Linked DNA regions of Mus musculus: regions 1 and 3 are each linked to region 2. The links are chromatin loops, found by intact Hi-C in ENCODE. Cell type or tissue: heart. All regions are shown on one strand. Region 1 overlaps Nek6 (NIMA (never in mitosis gene a)-related expressed kinase 6). Region 2 overlaps Dennd1a (DENN/MADD domain containing 1A). Region 3 has its middle 8.2 kb from the start of Gm13584.

Region 1 (8,000 bases), 670 kb before region 2:
GATGCTACTAGTAGCTCCAATATTAAATGCAGACAATCGCCTGTGGTATAAATAATTTATCAAACACCGTTTCAGATTAGCCTTCCATGCTGAGTTATTTATTTTAGCCTTTTCTGTACGATTCCTAAGGCACTTTTTGAAAGATCCATTACTGGTCAGTTTAATGAACTTGGGGGTCTGTTTTGTCCCCTCAAGCACTCGGGTACAGCTGTGGTGACCATTACATGGCCGACGTGGACCTCTTTGTGCCTTTTACAAGTGCTGCCCATTTGTCATGTAGCGGTAAATGGAGCTGCACATTGGAGTCCAGGGACACATTGTGCGGTGCAGTGATGGAGACAAACAGATAGCTCTATAAAGTGCTGCTTGTCACAGCTGACTTGGAGTACAGTACATCACTCTTATTGTAATCTCATTTAAGAAGCAGGGTGGCCCGGGGGACTGATATTCCCAGTTAGTTTGGTCTTTGTAGCCATAAAGCAGGAAGTGCTCCTTTTATATTCTCTGAACTTTTAGGGAGTGTGGTTTGCTTGGATTAATTATTACAGGGACTTCTCCATGGCGTTGGGGGAAGGCTTGTCAGCAGGTCTGTCTAGACCACCTTTTCCAGGCATGAGGTTTGGTTACCTACGGTTGCTGTTGAAAGGTAGGCTGCATCTAGGGTCCCTCTGTCTCGCTTTATTAAATAAGCTGCCCTCCATGAAGTATTTGCTGTGCACCAGTCACTGGAGTAGGTACTTTCTGTGTTTGATTTTTTTTTCTTTTTGCAGCAAACCTGTGAGGTAGAATGTACTATCATATTACAGAGAAGGGCGAAATCTCAGAGAAGTGCTTACTTGCTCCCAGCCACACAACATGAAGTAGGAGTCTGTAGGAAGATGTGGTTCTATCATTTGTTTCCACACCTGCCAGATGACCTTGAACCCAAGACCCTCAGGTTTTTCTGTCACCAGGGTCATGGTGGTCTTCTGCATGAGTGTTTTGAGGCTGTTCTTATCCTGGAGGGCTATTTTTCTAGTAGCTGGGATGTACCCTGCTGGTCTAACACTAAATCTCCAAGTTCCCTCGAGATAAGCAGCGTAAATCCTCGAGCAGCTGGCTGGTTGGAGAAGGATGCCGGCGCAGTAGGGGGAGAACAGAGCACCTGGGGCAAGCCATCTGGGGTACAGGGTCTGCAGGGCTAGGTCAGAGATCCCCTAAGCAGCACCTGTCCCAGGCAGATGTTGCTCAGGACCCAGGTCACCTCAGATCTTCCAGAAGAGTGAGGTACACAGTGCTAGAAAGAAGGAATCCTAGAGGAAGAAACATGTTTCCTGAATATTCTGTGAGCCAAAGGTGATAAATGTGGTGTTTTCCCCACCTTTCTGAAATTTTCTTGACAGTTTTCTAAAATAATAGCAGCACATATTAAAAACAAGTTATTTGCGAAATTTTACTCTAGAGAAGAAAAAACATGACCATGCGTAGTAGTATAGGTGCATCTATCTGTACCTAGAAGTCTGTTTGTAAAGTACCGTGTTTAAAGACAGCAGTTTAGCTATGAAGCAGTTCCTCAGATAGGTTTCTGAAGATACTTCTTGAAAGTACTACGTAAGTGATGGGTAGACAGCAATCGTTTTCAACCTCCTTGTGTTTTGAGAGAGTTTGGTGGTGAGAAGAACATGAAGTAAGACCATCATCTTTTATTTTGTTTTGTGTAGCCCTGACTGTCCAGGAACTTACTCTGTAGACCAGGCTGGCCTTGAACTCAGAGATTTGCCCACCTCTGTCTCCTGAAGGTATGCCACTGATACTGGCATTCCTGACAGGACATTGTGGGAACATTATCTTGTGCAAAGTAGAGAGGCGAAAGGCCTTCATCAGGTAGTCTGAGGGTGTTAGGGAAAGCACAAGGCTCCCCTGCTCTCTAGTGACAGCCATAGGAGCTGCTTTTTGGCAAGCCAGACAGAAATTGGCACCTATCCTTAAACTTAACACAGCCGTGGCGTCCCCAAGTAGTGAAGAGCCCAGAGCCCAAGAAGGTTACTTAGCTGATACGGTTTGTGGCTACCACAAACCTGCTTTACTATTTACTGTTTGCTAGCTGTGTGGCCTTGGGGCTCCCTCTCGGCCATACATTCTGATTAGTATGAGCCTCCGTAGGTGTTTGGGGATTGTAATAAAACTGGATAGAGATTATCCATGTGCCTGATTCTGTATTTAACATGTTATGGTAGGTACTCAGTGTGAAGTTTTCCATTTCATAACTGGGGGGTGGGGGTGGGGTCAAGGGGGAGGAGTCCTTAAAGAATCATCTTCTCTTGAATTGGTGAAGCAGCATTAAATGTCTCCTCAATTTGTCAAAGCCTTTACACGTCTGTATACATGATGATTCTACAAGTGGATCAAATTATACATAATACATTTCAAATTCTTTGTACTTTTTGAAATGTGCTTTTGCTGGGATTTACTTCCATGTGCAAATGTTTACAAAGCAGAGGGAGAGTCACCTGCACTCTGCAGCACCTCCTGTCCAGGTGAATGAATACAGACTAGACAGGCATGTGTAACAACAGCTCATATATTTCCATGCTCTCAGCGTCATCCTCCCTTGGGAATTAAGATCTGTGGTGCTAAGTGCTGCCTGTTGGTTATTTTTTTCTGTCCCATGTGTCTTGCTCAGAGCACTAGCTAAAGGGACAAGAACAGACAAAGGCGGTAGTTAAGTGGAGAAAAGAGAAGGGGGAGAAGGTCGGAAGCCCCGAGCTGGGGAGCAAGCAGGGCACTCCCAGCGAGCGTGCACATGCACATCTAAGGTTGGTTAATAAACAGAGTTGGAATGAGGTTGCATTTGTTAAGCCGGTGATTGGGTTTTGCTTTCTGTGTGGGAGCAGTCTCCACTAGCATCTCCTGTATACCACCTTTCCTTGTTTCTGGTAAGGCTTTTGTGGGACTGTTCAGAAACAGTTCCTGATTAGATGATTCTGTGAGGTGAATTCTCAAGGCACTGTGCAGATGCACACGAGAATAACTTGCTTCACTGCTCTTACAAAGGTGTCTGGCTGCTGGTTTGGTAAAGATCCCTCCCACTCTTGCAGAGCTGTCTCTATCCTCCTCTGGGTCTGTAGAGGGCACTACTGTCACTAGTATTCAAACCTGGCTCAGATTTTTCGCACAACTTGAAGCCTTGAATCTGCTCATCAAGGCTCTTAGACCAAATTTGGGGCAGTTCGGGTGTGGGACTTGAAGTTGGGGGTGGTGTTCCTGAGATGCGTGTTTTGTTGGGCTCAAGTGTCTGTACCCTTGTGTTGTTGGGAAGCAGCGGCAGCACACAGCTAGGAAAGGCTGGCTCACACCTGCCCTTGTTTCATAAAAGATTGCAGCTTGGTGGACCTATGTTCTGCCTTGCTACCTGCTTTGCTCATTTCCTGGATGCCTTTGTTTACAGCCTGCCTTCAGCTCTCCTTGAAGCCTTGCTGAGGCGACCTTTATTGTCTTTCCTACTCAGCCTTTGACCTCTGACAAGCCTTGGAGCTGTCACATGGGCCTGAACTCTTAAAATCCCAAGAGGATAAAGTTCTGGGACCTCTGTCTTTGGTCCTAGTGTGTCTCCCCTGGCATATGGGAAATTTGGGGAGAAACAGCAAGTCACTTTGGTAAACTTGTAAGCTCATAGGTTGGGTGGAGACAAATTCTGTGAGGGCAAAGTGGTCTTGGGTTTGGCTCTGGCAGCATTTCCCCAGAAATATGATTGTATTTTGTTATCAGCTTGTCTCAGCCTCACAGTGCTGATTTTGTCCACTATGTTATCTAAGAAGATGGCTTCCATAGGGGTTTTACCTTACTCTTTGACTTTATAAACGCAGCTTTGTCTTCCCCCATTATTGGATGGGAAGATTCTATCCTGGAGTCAACAACATTAAGATATTTTGATCATTTAGCAAACTGAGTCCAGGAGTCAAATCCAACCTAACACCCGTTTTTGTTAATAAAGTATTTTTGGGCCTGATAATCACCCTGTTTATGCTTAGTTTGTAGCTGTTATATGTTAGGTGTTGGCATCAAATAGTTGTAACAGACAATAAGTGTACCCTGAAACCTAAAGTATTACTGCCCAGCAGTAAGACTTCAGCAGAACTTATTGAGTCTTTCTTTAAATGACAGATACTGGCAGCATATAATGGAAGACATTGTAGTGAAGAAAGGGCATGAAGGACTTTGAAAAGTCTAGGCCCCTGCTTACCACCTGAAGAGCTCCAGGCAAACCATTGGAGTCAGTTCTAGGGAATGGTGGTGATGGTTAGGTTTGGTTTTCAAGACAAGGTTTTTCTGCATAGCTCTAGCTGTCCTGGAACTCAGAGAGATCCGCCTGCCTCTGCCTCCCAACTGCTGGGATTAAAGGCAAGTGCCACCACTGCCCAGCTCTAAGGAGGTTTTAAGCACCAACAACCACGAACAAACAGACCTGTGAACTATTATGTGCGCTGAGTATGCCACCATTCTCCGTGGGCATAACTTATCATGACTGCCCTTTTGCTTTCTCAGGAGGAAGAAGCCAAGAAGCTAGTGAGTGAGGCTATTGCAGCTGGCATCTTTAATGACTTGGGGTCTGGAAGCAACATTGATCTGTGTGTTATCAGCAAGAGCAAGCTGGACTTTCTTCGTCCATTCTCAGTGCCCAACAAGAAAGGGACCAGGTAAGTGAACGGGATATCATTTTTTTCTGTCCCATCACCTTTGGCATCCCTATGCCATCTGGATTGGGCTCTCTGGATGTTTCCCTGCACTGAGAAAAGCCAAATGTTCCAAAGCAGCTTATACAACAGTCCTTTGAGTCGGGCTACTCAAAGATCCCAGCGTTGGTCAGGCATGGAGAAGTGTCTTAATCTGTCATGTGTTGGCAGGAAAGGTGGAATGGGTCTAAGAGAAGGCTTCAGAGTCAGTTGGGACATTGAAGTGTGTGTCCCCTGTCCCACCCCCCTGTGGTTTCTTCAGCATCTTAAGCCCTGTATGGAATCTTGTGAAGTGTTTATGTTTCATGGTAGCCAGCCCACAGCCTTTCTTCAGGCTGGCCCAAAACATCCTAAAAGTCCTAATCCTGTGGCTATAAGCCTCTGAATTGTGGCCATGGTTTGTACCAGTGTTGTTTATGCTACAGTCATGCCACTGAAACTGTGGCCTACATCCCTGGGTGCCTCACTTCAGTGGTGCAAGCCAAGATCTGAGCTGTTATGGGATGTTCTAGGTCCAAAAGACATGGTGTTTGCATGTACCTGTAGTTCACGAATTGACAGTTATAGCTACTTGAGCGCTCTGATTAGTAGCATGTGACCTCTGGAAGGCTTGCTTCTATACCCACTGAGGATCCCTAGCTCTAGATTCACAAGAAAAGGTGGGTCTTCAGTATTAACAGTGCCTCGTTGTAGGCTGTTCTCAGCATTGTGGAAGCTTAGTGTCAGACAGCTCTGGGGTGGGTGACAGGGATGGCCACTGGCTGGCATGGTGGCTCTGGGTATCAGTCCTGTATTTGAAATGACAGAGCTAGGGTAGTGTGATGCCAGTTCCTTGGGCATTGAGTGAAAAGGGAAGCTGCCTTTAAGATCTAGGGCTGGTTTGGGAAAGCAGCTTCCACTGAAGGATGCTGATCTGATCCTTTGGGAAGAGAACTAGGGAGTGCTTCTGTTCCATGTGGGCTGAATGATAGTCGCCCAGACAGAGAATTCTAAAAGCCACCCTTGAAAAGTAGGTGTGATTGCAAAAGGAACCTTTGTGCTAAAGGTAGCACTGTGGAGCCAGGGATCTGGTTTTTGTGGAAGAACACTTGCCTAGAATGTGGGAGGCTCTGGGTTCTATTCCTAGCCTTTAGGGTGGGGATGGACCCAACAAGGTGACAAGGAAGGGGAGGTGTGCAATAATCTGCCTTGGGGCGGTACCAGTATCCACACACTCTAGAACCCCACTGTCCTTTAGACTAGTTAGTGATTGTGAGAATGCTGCCTGGATGAGGGAACCCTCTCCAGAAGAAACAACAGGTGAGGGCTAAGGCTTGGCAGTTGTTCCATGCCTGTCACCATCATGGAATCATGGATGGACCTGGCTGCTACCCTGCATGCTGCTAAGACCAACAGCCTTATCCAAAAGGTACAAGGGCTCTTGTGTCCACTCCCCCTAAAGACAGGGTAAAGCTCAAATGAATTATCTTGTTGGGCCATTGTCTCAAGGCAACATTTAACTGCCAGTATAGCCCTGCAAGGTGCAGTCCAAGAGATGTTTTTAAACCTTAGGACAGATAGATGTATTTTGAAAAAGTATGCCTTCCACCTGAGCTGTCATGTACCTCCCATCTGCTCCCTGTTGAAGCTCAAGTGCTGTTTAAAGGGATACATTTTCTAGGAGCATGTGATAATGGCACAGCTTCCACTGATCGGACACAACCTTGATGGAACTGTGACTCCAGACAGACAGACACATGACAAAGGAACAGTTTTCTGGTACCATATTTTGGCAGACTCAGGACTGGAGAGTTTGAGTACGTGTGGATAAGGATGAGAGCCTTGTGCTCAGAGCAAGCCCCAAGGAGGCAGGTCAGGTGAGCATGTCCTAGTGGCAATCAGTCCACTGTGCCCTGCAGGGACAGTTGGCCTAGAGTGAGGCACTTGGAGCTTGGCTGTGGACTATGTTGTATTGCTGGTGCTTCTAGAGATGAGGGGCAGAAGGCGAATTACATCACTCATATTTAATGCCCAGGATGTGAGTTTTACGGAAGTGGAAGCCTCAAGTCACATGACCAAGTAGCTTCTAGCTCTACTGAGAATGGTGGGATGTGGAAGGAAAATTGAAAAACAGTGCTTTTTCTATTATCTCTTAAGTATTGTCTCATGCACATGCGAGTGCATGCATGCACACACACACACATGCACGCACGCACGCACACACCCCTTTCAAGTGTACCATTTGGAAGTAAAGGGAGGTTGACTCCTTGAAGCCCCAGAGGTGGAGTTCTCAGAGTCTAGTCAAGCCTGTTGCTGTCTGGCCAAAATGTCTCTGTCCTGACCTCCGTTGGGCACTTGAGCAGAAGTCTAATTGCTTTTATTTTTCTCATTAGGCTTGGCCGGTACAGATGTGAGAAAGGCACTACCGCTGTCCTCACCGAGAAAGTTACCCCTCTGGAGATTGAGGTGCTAGAAGAGACTGTTCAGACAATGGATACTTCGTGAATGGTGCTGTGGGTGGTTGGATAACTCTAGATGACTCGGGGTGCATACCACCCCTACCCCAACCCCATTCTACCCCAACCAGAAAACATGCCTTTGGCAATTGCTCAATTAAAATAAATAAATAAAAAGACAAAAAACTTAGTGAGTGGTTGTAATGTTGGAACTGTGCGTTTGGGCTCCTACTGACCCGACTTTCCTTTCTATGTTCCAGATCTTTCTGGCGTGTTAGTGGTGTGGTCCTCTGAAACTGATTAGTTCTTTGTGGCAAAAACAAAAAACAAAAACAAAAAAACAGATTGGGTTTTTGGTTCTAAAGAATATGACCTAGGCCTATATTTGTTTACTTTATCTTCACTTGGGGGTAACCCCAGGCACCTGTCCTAACAGAGTGAATCAGTGCAAAGCAGTGGCAAGGAAGTCTCAGGCTGAGTGGATGGCTTCCCTACATAAACAAGACCCTAGTTCCCCCTCCCCAGGACAGATATCTTCAGTTTGAATTCTCAGCCTAAACATGCTCAGGTCTAGAGAAAGATAGATGGAAACTGGGTATTTGTGTGGCTGTATGAGACTGGTGAGCTGCACTCTAGCCATTCTCGTGACAACTAAAGGAAAACTTGATGTTTGCTGTTTTGCAGTAATTAGACATAGCATTGCTTTGCTTCTCTGGATAGTGATTGTCCAGTGGAGACTGTACATCCCAAGGGCCATTTTATTGGGCAGATAGTTCTCTTGGTGTGGACAATGGGTAGAGTGCTGAAATGAAGTTCTTTGGTTTGCAGAGGCTGCTTGTACCAAGGGCAGATA
Region 2 (8,000 bases):
AATGTTTCCTACAAACCTGGACTTCATAAAGGTGAGTAGTCTCACCTCTTGGCTCCTGTGACCAATTCTATGGCATGTGCACAAGCATGATGCCTGGTGTGGAGGCGCTGTCTCGTGGTAATACAGTGTTTAACATTGTGCTTTGAGGGGCTCAGATGGACTTTATACAGAGATGCTTCTCTGCTGAGCATCCCTGTCACCGTGGAACTCTTCACAGAACCCGTGCTTTTGTTACATGCTTAGCAGTAACTTTATGAAGCCCAGATTTGGGAAAGGCTTGTGAAAAGCTATCTTGTTTTCCCACCTGTGGGCAAGCAGTCTGGGAATTACAGCCTGAACCACCAGCCTAAGCCAAGGAAGTGCCCTAAGAACACGAGTTCAGAATAGACTGCACTGGGCTCCCCTCTCTCTTTCTCTCTCCTCCCTCTCCCCTGCCTCTGTCTGGACTACTAGTCATCTGAATTCAAGATCATGTCCTGAGAATGGAGTAGGGAGTGACACTCCCCTCCTGGCAGTGGGCTCTCAGAGCCACCACAGCAGCTCTGTGACTCTAGGGAGCTGAGGAGGTCACAGCCTGAGGGCAAGCATGGCTGTGGGTACCTGGCTTTGACTCTCTCATCTATTAGTGGATGCATTTGAAAGTCCTTCCACTCTTGAGTCTCACAATTCTTATCTGTAAGTGGAAATAGCACCTATTTTGTATGAATATTGAGAAAAATGTTATGCATATAAAACGCCTACACAGTGCCATGCTGATAAAGATACTGGCACTTTCCTGGATGACAGGGAGGTAAAGTGGGAAGAAGAGAGAAAGGGACAGCTGCACTCTAGCACAATGGCATGTGTGTGCAACAGGGCACCTGTAGCCATTCAGAGCACAGAGCCCACAGCCATTCTGACTCCACTTTTGAGCTAGCAGAGGAAATACATCTTTTATCTCAAATTCTGTGTGCCAAAATTGAATAAAATCTCACATTAAATGATTTCCTTTAATAAGCATTTGCTATTTGTTCATCTGTCATTGCTCCCAGCACTTACAGGTAGGTGTAGTTCAAGATAAGGACAATCATTTTTTAAAATGAGGACAGTCAGTTTTAAAAATATATTAAAGAAAATATAATTGGAACTTTTAAAGAGAGAGAAAGCTTTTGCCATTGAGGAAAGGACTGTGGTTCACCAAATCAGCCACAGCACAGACACTGGTACAGTTCTGGAGGCTTTGTACCTCAGACTCACACGATGAATCTAGAAGTAGATTGCCCAGTTGAAAAATGTAAGCCCCCAAGTGTGAGAAGATGTGAAAAAGTAAAATGTAGTAGCGTGTTACAGGTTGTCTCAGCAGAACACCAAACCCTCACTAGATTCCATTTGATAATCCTGCCTCCTTTCTCATGTTGTTCCTTTAGAATGAGTTTGACAGGCCTGGTGTCCCTCACGTAGCATCAGTCCATGTTCAGCCAGTGACTGTTAGTGAGCATATGAATGGCTAATGCCTGCTTTCTATGCTTGGAGTGGTGGTCATATTTTAGTGTAGCCACTTAGTTTTTTGTTTTTTGTTTTGTTTTGTTTTGTTTTGTTTTGTTTTGTTTTAATGTAGCCAGGCGGTGGTGGCACATGCTTTAATCCCAGCACTCAGAAGGCAGAGGCAGGCTGATCTCTAAATGTGAGGCCAGCCTGGACTACATATTGAGTTCCAGGACAGCCAAGGCTACACAGAGAAACCTTGTCTTCAAAACAAACAAACAACCAAGAAAGTATCCCCTACAACATCATCTGAGGGTACACACACAAGCTAACACACACAGCAAGCATATCAACATAAAACAAAGGCCTGGCCAGGCAGCTGTTTGGAAACTGACCAGAGTCATTTAGGATCTGGAAAGGATCATGTGTAAAGTCATCGTGCAGTCTGTATTCTCTTCTAGGTTATGTGTGCATGAAGAGAGCTTGACCCCAGGATTGGCTGTGACAGCAGTAAATGTATCTTTATTGGAAGTAGGAGCAAGCATAGGTGGTTACAGTTACCATGTTTAAATCAAACAGTTTAATTATATGACCTTTTGCCTTTTCAATGAAACCCTGAAAAGGAAATCTTTCTGATTCGTTTCCAATAACACCTAACAGTCTGCCTACATAGCCAGGCTGTGAGCTTCTCAAGTGCAGGACAGCATACCATTCTTTCCTACACCTGCATACAGTAGAGGACTGTAACATTCATGGAGCCATGGTGTTTGTGGTAATAATGATAAGTAGAAGAGAAAATGGTAGATCCCGATCCCCCCCCCCCCACACACACACACACTAGGCTTCCAAGCACATTGGTTTTCTAGGGGCCAGGTTGTTGGATACATTCTGCAGTAGATAATGACACTACAGTCTGTCACCACAGAGACCTGGTCAGGAGAGCATGAAGTGTCATGTTTGCACAAGTGTCCCTGACACAGAGCCTTCTCAATACCTAGGACATTCTCATCAGCTATCCTTTGAATGAATGAATGGTCCTAGCTCTTATAATCTCACTTTTTGTTTGGGATCTGCAAAGCAGTTTTGTTACATAGATCATTAAGACTTAAAGGAAAATAAAAGACTAGAACATTTATTCTGTTGGGGCTTTTAACGTACTACAGTCCCTTTGTTGTTTTTCAGTCCCCATGCAGAGAGTCAGATAGCCCCATTTTACTGACAAGAAACCGAGGCTGGGAAAGATGGCGTCACATTTGTTTTCAGAATGGCAGAACTGGGATCCAACCCCTCCATGTGCCTAACTGTGGGGGCAATGCACTTTGCTCTGCACACGCTCCACAGTGGGGGTGACCATATGGTCTGTGTTATATACAGTTTGGGGGCCTTTCTGAAGAAAAGCGAGTTGGTTTTCCTCTTAGGAGTTAGTTCCTCTAATCTGTGCAAATGTTTCTTGACAAATACAGGTTAAAATAACACCATTTATAAACTATTCTGCAAAGGGGAAATGTCAAAATTTTATATATCTTTTTAAAAACATTCCCTTAATAAATAATTTTAATTGCCTAATATTTTGTTGTTTAAATATTTGATATTTATAGTGATAATTGGATGAATAAGTAAAACACGAGTTTGAATACAGCCTTCCTCCTCTGTTCCTGGGCTGACACCTAGTGGTGGGAAGCTTTCTCACGGTAGCATTAGCCCATGTTTTTCATGGCTGTGTTCAGGCAATTTTAGGATTTTAAAAAATCAATTATTCTCATCATAATAAAAGTAAGTACATTCATAAAAGTTGACTTAGTAAAGATGCCTGTAACAATAGTTTTTATTTTAATTTGTAAATTAAATTTTTAAGTCAATTATTAAACCTTGATAGTAGAAAGTGCTACAAGCATTTGAAATGTATGACCCTCTGATGACCCTGGCCAGCTACCCACCCTGTCCTACACGCTAGCTGTTGTGCTGTGACAAATCAGACTCAGTCACTATTCTTTAGAACACTGCAGGGGAGGAGGCAGGAAATGAGCAGAGAGCTGCGGTCAGAGGAGTGGAGTATTGTGGAAGGTAGCAGGGATTTTCATGGCTGTTGGAAACAGGGGCACAAGGAAAGCTTCCCAGGGAAGGTGGCACCTGGATGGGAAACCCTGGAAGCAGGAAGGAAGCAGAGCATGCAGAGAGTCGGGGCCTGAAAGGAGCGTGGCATTGACAGGACGGAGTGTGACTGCGGATGAAGATGTCTGGCTAGCTCCCAGCCTATAAGAAGGCCAGGAAAGAATGCGCCCATGATCTAGCACTTCTAGCAGTGTTCCTTGAAGAGTTGGAGGTTGATAGGTTTCTAATCCCACAGACTTTGGAATGTCCATGACACCTATACAACTGTATTATATATTTATAGTGCACCTTATAGAAGCCCTGCAGCTCAGAAAAGAACAATGAAAGGTTAATTCTGCCTAGCCCAGTACTTTTCAGAAGCCCTTCCCTCCCCTGCCTGGCTCTTACTCCTCATGGCAGTTTGGGGGAAACAGTGTGGCTGATGTGGAGTGTGCAATTAGGATACCAGCTGTGTTCTTCCTACTCCAGTCCTGTCTGTGAAGCTTGGAAAAGGACAAACAAACTCATTCTTTTCCCAAAGCTTTTGTTGTCTGATCAGTTTGGGCCAACAGGTGATATTGAGACCCAATTCCCAGCCATCACTGGGCTTTCATAGCTTGGGGCCATAAGCTATGCTGTTTGTTCCCTAGGTCCGGTAACTTAGTCACATGTCAGGTTTTATCCTGGACAACAGAAAGGGGTAATAATACAAAAAAAAAAAAAATGGCTGAACACATTACAGAAGAGCTGTGACTCAAAGTGGCAGAGGGAACCTAGAGACCAGCAGTGGCTATGGTGCTGTTCCCAAAGAGGAAGACCAGTTGACTGGATTGAAGCATATAATTGAGATGAGACCCCCAGAAGCAAGATTAGGATATAGCACCTGCAGAAGCAAGGAGAAGCCTGGCATAGTGGTCTGGGTGCCAGAGGGGGCTGAATCACACAAGGACAAGCCGTTGCTGGGCAGCCTATCTACACTGGTAGTAAGAGTGGAGTAGCGGCATGCAAGCTTTCCCTTCCTGTGCGTCCCCCTCCATGTCTCACTGATGCTTTATTTAAGCAAAACCAGGTGAGCAGCAGACCCTGTTAAATGGCAGGTTGGCCATGTCTATGCAAAGCAGAGCAGGAGTATAGGGGCAAGTTTCAACCAGACACAGACAGTTGGCTATTTATGGACCCTCTTCCTTAGCAGTTAATACATGGTGAGTAACATAATGTAGCCCCTTGGGTTTTCATTCGACCTGATGCAAATCCAGACTCTACCTCTTCTACCTGTGTGGCTCCAACAAGTTATCATACCTTCCTGAACCCTGTTTTCTCAATTATAAATTAAGGAAGCGAAAAATACCTTCAGGCCTCAGTGATCTATGTCTGGCTTGTTCCTACCTCATTATGAAACAAGAGAGAGATATCTCAAATTTCTTGGGGCTGACCCAGTGCTAAACATAATGTCAGAAACCTGCACATGTTGATTGACTACCTCCAAACTTCAGTGAATTTGCTGGCATCTATTGCCTAGCAATGATCAGTGAGCAAATGTTCAATTTGTTATTGTATGTGGCCTCCTCCTAGAGGCTGGCAGGTAAGGAAATCTTATAAAACATACTCTGGGTAATCCATCCCAGTGTTAGAGAAGTTCTCTGTATGTATTATTGAAGCCATTTGGAACAAGTTAAAGAAAAATGGGATTCTGGGAGAGCCAGCGTTAAAAAGCTGTGAAGCCATGAGCACCCTCCCCCCAAAACCACAGGATTTTCATTTGTTAAGTGGGGCTAAGAATGCCACTGTCATAAAATTGCTTTGAGAATCAAATGCAACAGCAGATGTAAAGTCCCAGTCCATGTTCTTCCCTGCTTGCCACAAGAAGCCTTTTATCCAGCGATGCCCAAATCACCAGCAGTCACATTCCATGGAGGCGTGGCGGGAGTTTGGAAAGCCTTTAGCTGGAGATTATTTTATGTTTGGTTTGCTGGTCCCTGTTAGTGATGTGACCTGGCAGGTCTCCACTCAGCCCTGTTCTATCAGTGCACAGCCCACTGGTATTACACATATGCCACTTGCTTAGCCTCCCTTCGCCCATTCTCCTACTGTGCGGCATTTTTGCTCTCATCTTCCAGCATTAACAATGGCATGGAGGGAGTGAGGTTGTCCTAAACAAGTTCCCATCATCTAGTCCTGAAGGGAACTTTTATACTGAGGTGACTGGTGTTACCCTTCATGGACAAGTGTCAAACAAAAGTAGCATGAGAGAAAGGCACTTGATGCTTATGGGTTTCTACTGTTTTTCAGTTGTTTATATTTTCTTGGGTAAATATGCAGTGTTATGCCTGATATGCTAGATATAAAACTTGAAGCATGGAGTGTTGGAATCACTTAAACAAGTGGGAGCAACTGTTTTCAAAGGCTCTCCTCTACACACCTTCTTCTTGGTGCTTGGATATATAATAGTGAGCAAAATAAAGTCCCTGAGCTAGGTATGCACATCTATAGTTGAAAGTACCCCAGAGGCTGAGATGGGCAGATCCCTTGAGCTCAGGAATTCAAGGCCAGCCTGGATAATAGAAGAAAGATCCTACACATACCCAAAATAAATTATATCCAGCCTTCAAAACTTATGTATTCCAGGAAGGCATAGGTAGGAGCAATGAAAGTGAGTAAGGTATGCTTTAAATCGCAAAATGTACCCAAAAAAGCAAATGGAGTAAGAGACTGGCAAAAATGCCCAGGTGATGAGGTAGCGGCTGGGAGAGAAACTGGAACCTAGTGTGTCTGTGTCTACGATGTTGCAAATGCTGCTTGTGGTCTTGGTGATGGTTTCCAGAGCCTGGCATCTGTGCCCTCCTGTGGAGTGAGCCTTCAGTCCGCCACTTGGAATGTTATTGTTTGCCTCTGTAATATTTGTGTCACTGTTGATGGTCAAACCTTGCAATGCCAGGCATTACTGTAGTGCACAGAGTTCAAAGCTGGGTTGGATGTTGATGACCTTTCTCCAACATCCTACATAAGCTGCCTCTGGCATTATGAAAGCCATCAGGGAAGAAGCTTCCTATAGAGTACCAGCTTGATTTTTCCGTGTCTTGTGACCCGAGTAATATATAAAAATTTCAAAAACACAAGTTGCCCTAGTTTGCTTTCTATTGCTGTACTTAATGCCATGACCAAAAGTATCTTAGTGAGGAAGGGTTTATCTATCCCAGTCATAGCTGATGATTGAGAGAAGTCAGGGCAGAGACTCAAGAACAGGAGCCATGGAAGATCACTGCTTGCTTACTGCTTGCTCGCCATGACTTGCCCAGCCTACTTTCTTACCAAGGACCACCCTGTTCAGGGCGGTCCCACAATGGGCTGGGACCTCCTAGTAATCAAGTAATCAACCAGTAGTAAAGAAAATGCCAGTCTGATAGAAGCAGTTCCTCAGTTGAGAGTTTATTTTCAGATATGTCTAGGTTTGTGTCAAGTTGACAAAATCAGTCCAAAATTAAATGCTGGTAAGATCTTTTCTGTGCCCTTTATACGTAGAAGTCATTTTTCTGGCTAGAAACTGTGGCTTATACTTCCTTGAGTATTGTCTAAGTGTCTCTAAATCTGGCAAATGTGTTAAAAATCCTAAGGGAATCAATTTTCTTTCTTTCTTCAGGCACATGTTCTTCCTCACTAGGTGCCAATGGGTTTATTTGTTTCTCTCTTCGTTCTCCCCCTTTTCTAATGTCTAGCAGATTGACTAGACTGTCTGGAGTGGTCATTCAGGTTCTGTAGTCTCATGTATGCTATATAGTCCCTCAAGATATTTGAAATAAGTTTTAATTATGGGGAAAACATACATTATTGTATGTCTTTTCCTTATTTCAAGAAATGTTTCAGGCTGGAAATGGTTGGCTGTGAGCATCTGCATCTGTATTGGTCAGGATCTGGAAGAGCCACCTAAGAGACAGCTGGAGAGATGTATTGGTGGTTAAGAGCACTGATTGCTCTTCCAGAGGTCCTGAGTTCAATTCCCAGCAACCACATGGTAGCTCATGACCATCTGTAATGTGATCTGATTCCCTTTTTAGGAAGGTAGCATGGCCAAGTGGTCTAAAGCACTGAATTTAGGCTCCAGTCATTTCGATAGCATGGGTTCGAGTCCCACCACTGCCATATCCCTAGGCTTTTAGAGCTGGAGAGATGGCTCAACCGTTAAAAGCTAGGCTCACAAGCAAAATATAAAGTTTTTTTTTTAAGAATTTTTTCTTTTTTTCCCCCACAGAGTCTAACTAGTCATGTTTTTAGTTTTCTTTGCTTATCTTCAATCTGTCTTAGTTTCTTTAAAATCCTTAGTTTTCCATCTTAGTATTTCATAGTACTATTTAAATTACTAATAATTTCCTTAAGACATTCTTTGATGAGTAGATTATTCTCTAATTTCAAAATGTTTTTCCTTCTTAGATTTCTAAGTTATTTATTTA
Region 3 (8,000 bases), 450 kb before region 2:
GATAGACAAACAGTTCCCAGGAAAGGAAACGTAAATGATTCTTAGTCAGATGAAAACACGGTCAACCTCCCTTGTAGCAGGAGAGAAGAGATTACAGCTCTGAGATACCATTTTCTATCTAACAGATTGACAAAGATCAGAAAGTTTGATAACACGCTGTGTTGGCACGGGTGTGGGAGAGAAGCATTTCCATTCATTGTAAGTGGGAGGGAACACTGGGGCACCCTCCCGGAGGAGAGATTTGGCAATATCTGAGTAAATTAAAAATCTGCATACCCTTTAACCCACAATTTTCATCTCTAGGAATCCACCATGCAAATATCCCCATACATACACAGTTCGCTGTCCTAATGCAGATCATTTGCCACAGTTCTGCTTATGCTAACAGTCTGGAAGCAGCCTGGTTCCTCACCCACAGGGAGCTAGTGAAGGGCGCATATTCAACTGTCTATTCAGTGGAATAATATACACTGGTTTAAAGGAACAGAGGAGTTTTTAATTTCCTATATGGAAAAATCTCTATGGCAAAGCTCAGAGTCGTGCACACTGAACAAAAGCCCTGTGTGAAGGGTGTCTGTGGAAAGATCTTGATAAGGAAACTGATAGGAAAAGCTCTGGGTATCTGCATAGACTATGTGTATAGTAGTCATGGGGGAAGTAGGGGAATATAACTTTAAAAATGCAAAGTGAGTGTACGGGTGTGTGGGGGTGGTGGGGAGATAGGGAAGTTGAGGGGAGGGGGAGGGACAGAGGTGGGGAGGGCTGAGTTGTCTCAGCAGATAAAGGTGCTTGCCATCTTAGCCCCCACCTGATGGGAGGTAGGTACAGACTCTGGAAAGTTGTCCTCTGACCACCATATGCACTCAGATGGGGTCTCTCTCTCTCTCTCTCTCTCTCTCTCTCTCTCTCTCACACACACACACACACACACACACACACACATACACACACACAAATGTAGTTCTAAAAATTAAGAAAAACACAGGGTAAACTGTTTTTCAGCTGAGATGTGTAAGTCTAATTCCAGCTCCCCTGGGTCTTTTGGAGAAATTACTTCAACTTCAACGTCACCATCTGTAAAATGGGAATAATAATATGCCCTTGATTCAAAGATACCTTGGAGAAGGGGTTGGAAAGAGGCAAAAGTTTAAAAACTGGGAACTTTAGGATGGGCATGTTCATGGTCTATAATGACTTTTCTATGATTTTGAAAAGTTTTCTAAACAAAACACGTTTTTTGTTTTCTTTGTGGGTTTCTTTTTTATTGCTGCTCTGGTCTTCACTATCAGATACCAATCTGCTCCCCAACCCCCATGCCCCACTAAGAAGGAGTGCAGAGCAGGTGAGCTGGTGGCTGGCCATCTGGCCGTCTCTCTAGGACATGCTCTTCATTGCGGGCAGGTGAAGAGGTTTTCCTTGCAGGACAGGACAGTGGAATCGCAAGATGAAGGTGGGGTCCCCCAAGTGGGTGTGGGGAAGGGGACCTTGCTCTCCCTCCTGAGTGCTGGTGGCCTGTGTCTGGGCACGCAGGATACCCCTACACTGGCTGAGACCCGATCAGATAGGGCGCCTCCCCCGCGCTGGCAGCCCTGGGAGGCGGCGGGGAGTTTACGTAAGCCGCTTGTTGATGGAAAAACAACGCACTGGCTCGGTGGTAGGCGGTTCCTGGCTTGCTTTGAGGAAGCCCCAGGGGGTACTCAGCAGGCCACAGCACACACACCCCTTCGCCTCTCCGCCCCCCACCCTCCGTCTCTGGGTTCGGCCGGTCGAGGAGTAGGGGCTACATCCAGGCTGCAAGAGCGGCTCTCGGGGTTCATCTAAATCCAGGCCACCCTGCAGGTGTCATCTGATATTTCACCCTGGACCTAGGTGCCCGACCCAGTTATCCTGCTGCAAGCCCAGCCCTGCTTGGGGCAGCGGGGGTGAGAGCTGTGGGAACCCCGAGTGAGCCAAGAGGAAAGTGGGGGGCCGTCATAGTTACACCTGGAGCCTCCTTTCCTGGTTCTAGAAGCCAAGGAGAGCCAGGCCAGGCCCGCAGTTTTGCAGGGGCACTTCTCAGTTCCCTCCTGGCTTTGGCAGAAGGCGTGTGGATGACCAGAGTTCCGGTCCAGCTCAGCTAGCTGCGTAGCCTTGTGGGCTCGGACCCAAAGTTCTTTATCTGGAAAACCAGGTTGATGTTACTTGTACTAAACAAGTTTTCAGAATTACATGAAACATTCTGAGGATTAAAAGAGATGACTACAAAGCCCTTAAATCACACCCAACTGTGTCTAGCACACTAGCACGTGTCACTGTAGATATAGATTGTGTGTGTGTGTAGGGGTGTGTGTCACACCTGCCCCTTCCACTCCAACTCAGACATTTGCTTTTCAGGTGGCTTCTCTCAAATCTCTGCCCTGGCTCGGGTGTCCAGTGTCCTTCATTCACAAGTCTACATTAGTTCCCTCTGCGCCCTATACCTAGAGTACCTAGAAGTGGATGAATTTCCGATACTGTACTCTAGGGGGCACAAGCCAGGAAGGGAGGGAGAGCAACATGTGGGTAATGTTAAATACCCTTCTTAAGGATCTGGACAGAATCAAATAAGTGATTCATGGGGAAACCCTTTCTTGGCTCAGAGAGTTGTACCAACCAGTTAGGAACTGCCCGGTCAATGCTACAAACAGGAACCATTTGAGACCAAACTTTGTATCAGGCTAGAGTCAAGGCTCAGCTTGGGCAGTCCTTTTTAAGAGACTGTTTCAAATAGATCAGTCTGTTACTTCATCATCAAGTGAAGATAACAAGACCTACCATCTAGGTGGCCACAAGGCACCAAGGAGATCCCCAAATAGGAGCTACTGTTAAACTTAATTTCTTTTTTTTTAATTTTAAAGATTTTTAAAATTTGATATATATGGGTGTTTTTGCCCGCTTGTATGTGCACCACATGTGTGCAGTGCCCAGGGGCCCAGGATTAGGCTTTGGATCTTCTGGACCTGGAGTTATAGACGGTTATTCATCTGTGTGTGGGTACTGGGTACTGAACCTTAAACTCTAGAAAAATAATAGCCTGTACTTTTAACTGCTGAACCATCTCTCCAGCCTTTCTACTCCTACCCGCATTTTGAGACAAGGTCTTACTATGTAACCCTGGCTTGGCCTGGAATTCACAATGTAGACCAGGCTGACCTCAGAGTACCACCTGCCTTTGCCTCCTACGTGCTGGGATTAGAGCCATGAGCCACCACACCTGGCTTGACTATTTATATATATATATATATATATATATATATATATATATATATATATATAATAATTTGTTGTTTTAAAGCAGAGGAAACTGAGGCAAAGCAATGTTAAGCAACTTGCCCAAATGTCACAGAGCTGGGAAGCAGGCTGTCCGAGACCCTAATATTGGGTCTCCTAGCCTTCCAGAGCCCGTATACAGCGCCCAACAGGGGCTCAAAGTCAGGCCTCAGCAAACAGTAGCGGTGAACATGCTCCTATTAGTACATTCTGTTGGTATCATCCTGATCTCAATTACTCATCTATCCCTCCTCAGAACAGGACAAGCTGGAGCACTTTGGGTCTGGGTGAGCGCCAGCCAAGAGCTGGCGCCGGAGCCCCAAATTCAGGCAGGAGCTGTGCTTCCTCATCCCACCCATGAAGAGTCATCTGAAGGCTGGTGTGGGCAAGTGAGTCCACTACCCAGACTGGTCCCTTGCTGAGCAGGAATGTCACACACCTCTCTGCAGCCTGGTGATGGACATTCCCTCACCTCCCCAAGAAGAGCAGGGCCAGGAGAGGGAGGCAGGGCAGACACTGGGCCTTTTGTGTACTTCTCTCTGCAGAGCCCAGCCCTGAAACCTGTCCCCACCCCTTCTCCAGACTGGGCAGAGGGTGCCCAGGGCCCTTCTGGGAGAGGAAAGAATTCAGGCTGAGACCTGGAGGCTGAGCAGGGATCTGCTCGGTGACCTCTGCCCAAGGGTCCTTAAACTCTACCCTGTAAACCTTGATTTCTCATCTTTCAAAGGAAACTTGAAGTGCTAAACATGGAAGGGAGGTGGGGGAGGGGGACGACGAGGGTGATCCTCGGGCAGGGCAGGGGATCAGCTAGCCGTATGCTGTGTGGAAGGTGATAATGGTGGTCACCCCTCCTTGCCGTCAATACACTAACCCCCACCCAGTATGCCATGAACAGGTAGTGTCCTGTGGCCCATACAGACCTGAGTAGTCAGCCGGAATCAACACCGACTTGACAGATGATGAGCCCAGATTCAGGAACACACTGGACCCAAACACATACAAACACTCTTGCACTTTGGTGTGCTTTATCACAAACATGCTCCTAGATGTGGAAACACACACCGGACACACACACATCATATGTATATGCATATGCATCTCTGCAAATGCAAGCAGCCCTGCACACTAAGCAACACACACACACACACACACACACACACACACACTGCTCAGCAGGGAGACTACTAATAGCAGAGTATCCCACAGGCCAAGGATAATAACTTGCAGCTCTCCATCCCTCCCATTTTTGGGGTGTCCCTCACACTGGGGTCCAGAAAAGCTCTGCCCAAAGGCTTGGAGAAGGGGTCTAAAAGTTAGGCAGACATGTGGAAATCTGTGTGCCAGTCCAGACGCCCTGGGTTTGGCACTCTCTCAGCTCTCCACTTCACCTATTGCAGAAGTTGGTACACTCAGGCACTTAACCATGATCCATGATCACTCCAGGTTTGCTGATGACAGTACCCTCAGCCTGGAAAGGGTCTCCTGTTTCTGATGTCTCTGGGGGATTTCACCCTGAGACCTTCCTTAGGCTACCAAGGAAGAGGAGAAACTAGAGACTCGGGGCAATGCCGAGGTGCACCGCCAGGGGGCGCTCTCTGCCCGGCTGCGACGCTCCCAGGCAGGACCCCAGGTCCCACCTCCGATGCCTGCGGCTCTTGTCTCCCTAGGGAGCTGACCTGTCTGTTGGCAGTCGCCCCCGCAGGATGTCTGCGCTCCTCACTCCGCCGGATCCCACCTCTGCTCCGGCTTCCGCCCCCTCCCCAGTCCCTAGGGCCTTGCCTCCTGGGATAGCTCCAAGACAGGCAGCCACCCTCTCTGCCGGAACAGCCCCAAAGCCCCACCCTGCCCCCTAACCCCCAACCCCCAGGCTCTATCTGAGAACCACCAAGGCCATGCCCCTGCGGGACTGCCTCCCACACCTCTCTCTCGGTGGAGCAAAGACACATAAAGGAGTACTAGCTGACAGATGGCAAACAAAACAGCCTTTGCTCCAAGGCAAGAGCCTGTCCAGGCTACAGGCTCTCCACAAAATGCTGTGGCTGTGAGTTACACTCTACAGGGGCCACAAACTATGAAGCAGGTGTTATTACCTGACACCACCCCATTACAGATTCTAGAAGCTCGGAGAGGTGGGTGTTTGTCCAGAATCTGCAGTAGATTCTGGTTCCAATGCTGTAAGGACTGCTCTCTGACACTGGATGCCCCAGCTTTAGGACATGTCTATTAAGGATCTGCCATGTGCCAGGCACTGTACTGGGTACAAAGAAGAAGGATGTGGAATTTTGAACCTTTCAGCAGCTGGAAGGAGAGTTGAGTTACATCTGTGGACTTGTCCTCACATGCCAATTAGATGCTCCTGGCTGTGCTATGCTGGCCACACAGGGCTGGCTGGTGGACATTGGCTGATCTGAAGTGGAGTCAAGTCAAAAAACAGTCACTGTGTTTAGAAGCAAAGAGATATGCTAAGCAGGGGAGTTTCGGGGGGGTATGTGCATATTTGGGCTGGAGTTTGGAGAACAGGACCCCAGGGCAGAGCCCACCCAGTGTGCAACAGTCTGGCACACCTGGCTGGCTTCATGCCCAGAGACTGGTGCAGGTCCCAAGTCCTGCATCAGATATATGGGCAGGGACTGACTGTCAAAGAGCCACCAATGCCAGCCTATGACCACCTCACTCAGGAGGGGTAGGAGACACAGAAGAGTGCCTCCCACATCTGCTTGGGAGTCTCTGGGGTGGGGGTGGAATGGACCTATACTTGATGTCTTAAAGGTACTGAAACTTCAAGTCCCAAGTCTGTGGACCCTGTTCCCTTCTGCCTGCTCTTCCCAAGTTTTCTCCCACTGGATGGAGGGTCGTGTGACCCCATCTGCCCAGGCATGATCCTACTCCCTGTCTTCCACCTCCTCTTACAGCTAGATAATTTCCTCTTACTGAGCAAGCCATGAGGAGCAAGCCAGTAAGCAGCACCCCTCCATGGCCTCTGCATCAGCTCCTGCCTCCAGGTTCCAGGCCTGCTTGAGTTCCTACCCTGACTTCCTTCAGTGCTGGAGTCTGTCGTGTAAACCAAATAAACCTTTCCTACCCAACTTGCTTTTTTTTTTATTTTTTGGTCAAGGTGTTTCATCACAGCAATAGTAACCCTAACTAGGACTTCTACCGGACTCTGAAATCCCCCTTTGACTCCACCCACTCAACCCCTCCTGACCTGACTTGACTCAGTATTCACACATTCTTGGTACTCTTAAAATAATGGCCCAAGCATGCTGCCACGTTTCCTGCCTCACCTCCCACCATCTTGGCCTTCCATATGAAAACTCCAGACACGCAGTGCCTTGAACTCTCTGGATCTCGGGGCCTTTGCACACGCAGTTGCTCCTTTCTTCTACTTGCAGAGTCACTTTCACTCTTTTATCCAACTTGTGAGTGGGTCTTTATGCCAAAATGTTATCCCTTGTCTGGCCTGCGTGCTGCCATGGTTACCCATGGGCATCAGCACATTGTTCAATAGATGTTTTGGGAGCCCTTTGAGCCAAGTTTGCTTTGCAGATGTGAAAAGACTCCTTCCTTGGGGTCTGTGAGATATCTTTGGCTAGGCTTCTCCACAGGAAGGGATGAAGGGCCGGTTAGAACACATATTTGTTGTCTTCTTGTTTCCAGGGCTGGCTTTGAACTTCCTGTGGAGGGTGACCTTTAGCTCCAGATCCTCTTGGCTCTTCCTCATGAATTCTGTGCTTACAGGCATCCACCCATGTCTAGGGATTGAACCCAGGGCTTGGTACATGCTAGGTCAGCGCTCTACCAATTGAGCTGCATTCCCACTCTGACCATTTGGGAAATCTGCAAGAGTGGCAGGAGAGCTTGAACCCTTCCTCTGCACCCTCCTGCAGACCCCAGCCACCTTAAACACTGCAGTCTGCTGCTGCTGCTGCCTGATCTTGCAACTCAAAAAGTCCTCCATTCCTCCTGAGAAGGCAGCCTCTTACAGCTCTCCACTTTCTCAGAAACCCATCTCCTGCTCCTCCGGTACATCCTCCACTTCTGCAAGATGCCAGAAGGGGTTTGAACTGCCCATGTGCTGCAGCACGGTAGCTGGTATGGGGTGGGGGGGTGTTTGGATTCATCTGAGCTGTGAGTATCCCATGGAGCCTATGCTGGGTGATACTGCTCAGCCGGTCAGGTTGACCCTGGCTGGTTAGGTCGACTGGCTGTTGCTTCATTTGTCTCCCAGATAGCCCAGGAGCCCAAAGGAGACACTGTAAGTCAGATCTTCTCTGTCTGGGTCCACACTCACTGGGACAAGGGGAGAACGAAGACATATAGAGAGATGGAAGCTGGACTACTGCCCAGGGAACTGCCCTAGCTTCCTGTGTTTTCCCTGTTTCACTTGCTCTCCATCTCAACAGTCACCAGAACTTCCCAATATGAGTGAGGTACCACCCATGAGTGAGCAACCCACCGTTCAAGGTCTTCATAATCCATCTGCTGTCCTCTCTGAGCTGGACTCCCATCTCCACTGTGACCTCTCTAGGACTTAGACAACCTTCAATAGAGAAGGTTCGTAGTATTCCCTCACAGAGAAATTCTTTAGAAATATTGCCACTACAGTTGAAGGAACTAAGGCCAGAGTAGCTAAGTGCCTCATCATGGCCCTCAAGGCTAAGAAGATTGCAGAAGAGCTTGCCCAGGACCTCCGTACTCTGTGGACAGGGAGT

Evidence for each region. A loop is a pair of places that touch in the nucleus more often than their neighbours do. Peaks named below come from ENCODE experiments on the same cell type or tissue, not always from the same donor. Only the 100,000 strongest peaks of a DNase experiment are listed, where the experiment ranks them.
Region 1: it touches region 2 in a loop (3-fold over the local background); 4 of 42 quality-filtered maps call a loop at or near these places.
Region 3: a loop joins it to region 2, with 8 times the contacts of the local background. A loop is called at or near these places in 31 of 42 quality-filtered maps.

Annotation. Positions count from the first base shown.
Region 1 is chr2:38,587,373-38,595,372 of GRCm38, reverse strand. It overlaps Nek6 (NIMA (never in mitosis gene a)-related expressed kinase 6), which reads right to left. Exons shown (of 10, transcript NM_021606.3): 10 at 7,883-8,000. Psmb7 (proteasome (prosome, macropain) subunit, beta type 7) reads left to right here. Exons shown (of 8, transcript NM_011187.1): 7 at 4,525-4,676; 8 at 7,085-7,327. The coding sequence ends at 7,196. Among named protein-coding and RNA genes, the nearest start is that of Psmb7, 53 kb to the left of the region's middle. In heart, a CTCF peak has its summit at 3,093 (motif pointing right); no DNase peak of the experiment used is centred here.
Region 2 is chr2:37,921,088-37,929,087 of GRCm38, reverse strand. The region is part of intron 13 of Dennd1a (DENN/MADD domain containing 1A); the gene reads left to right. Among named protein-coding and RNA genes, the nearest start is that of Crb2, 150 kb to the right of the region's middle. In heart, a CTCF peak has its summit at 3,135 (motif pointing left); no DNase peak of the experiment used is centred here; H3K27ac peaks cover 310 bases.
Region 3 is chr2:38,373,030-38,381,029 of GRCm38, reverse strand. No RefSeq gene overlaps it. Among named protein-coding and RNA genes, the nearest start is that of Gm13584, 8.2 kb to the right of the region's middle. In heart, a CTCF peak has its summit at 2,499 (motif pointing right); DNase peaks (open chromatin) are centred at 1,539 and 4,999; H3K4me3 peaks cover 1,243 bases; H3K27me3 peaks cover 7,383 bases.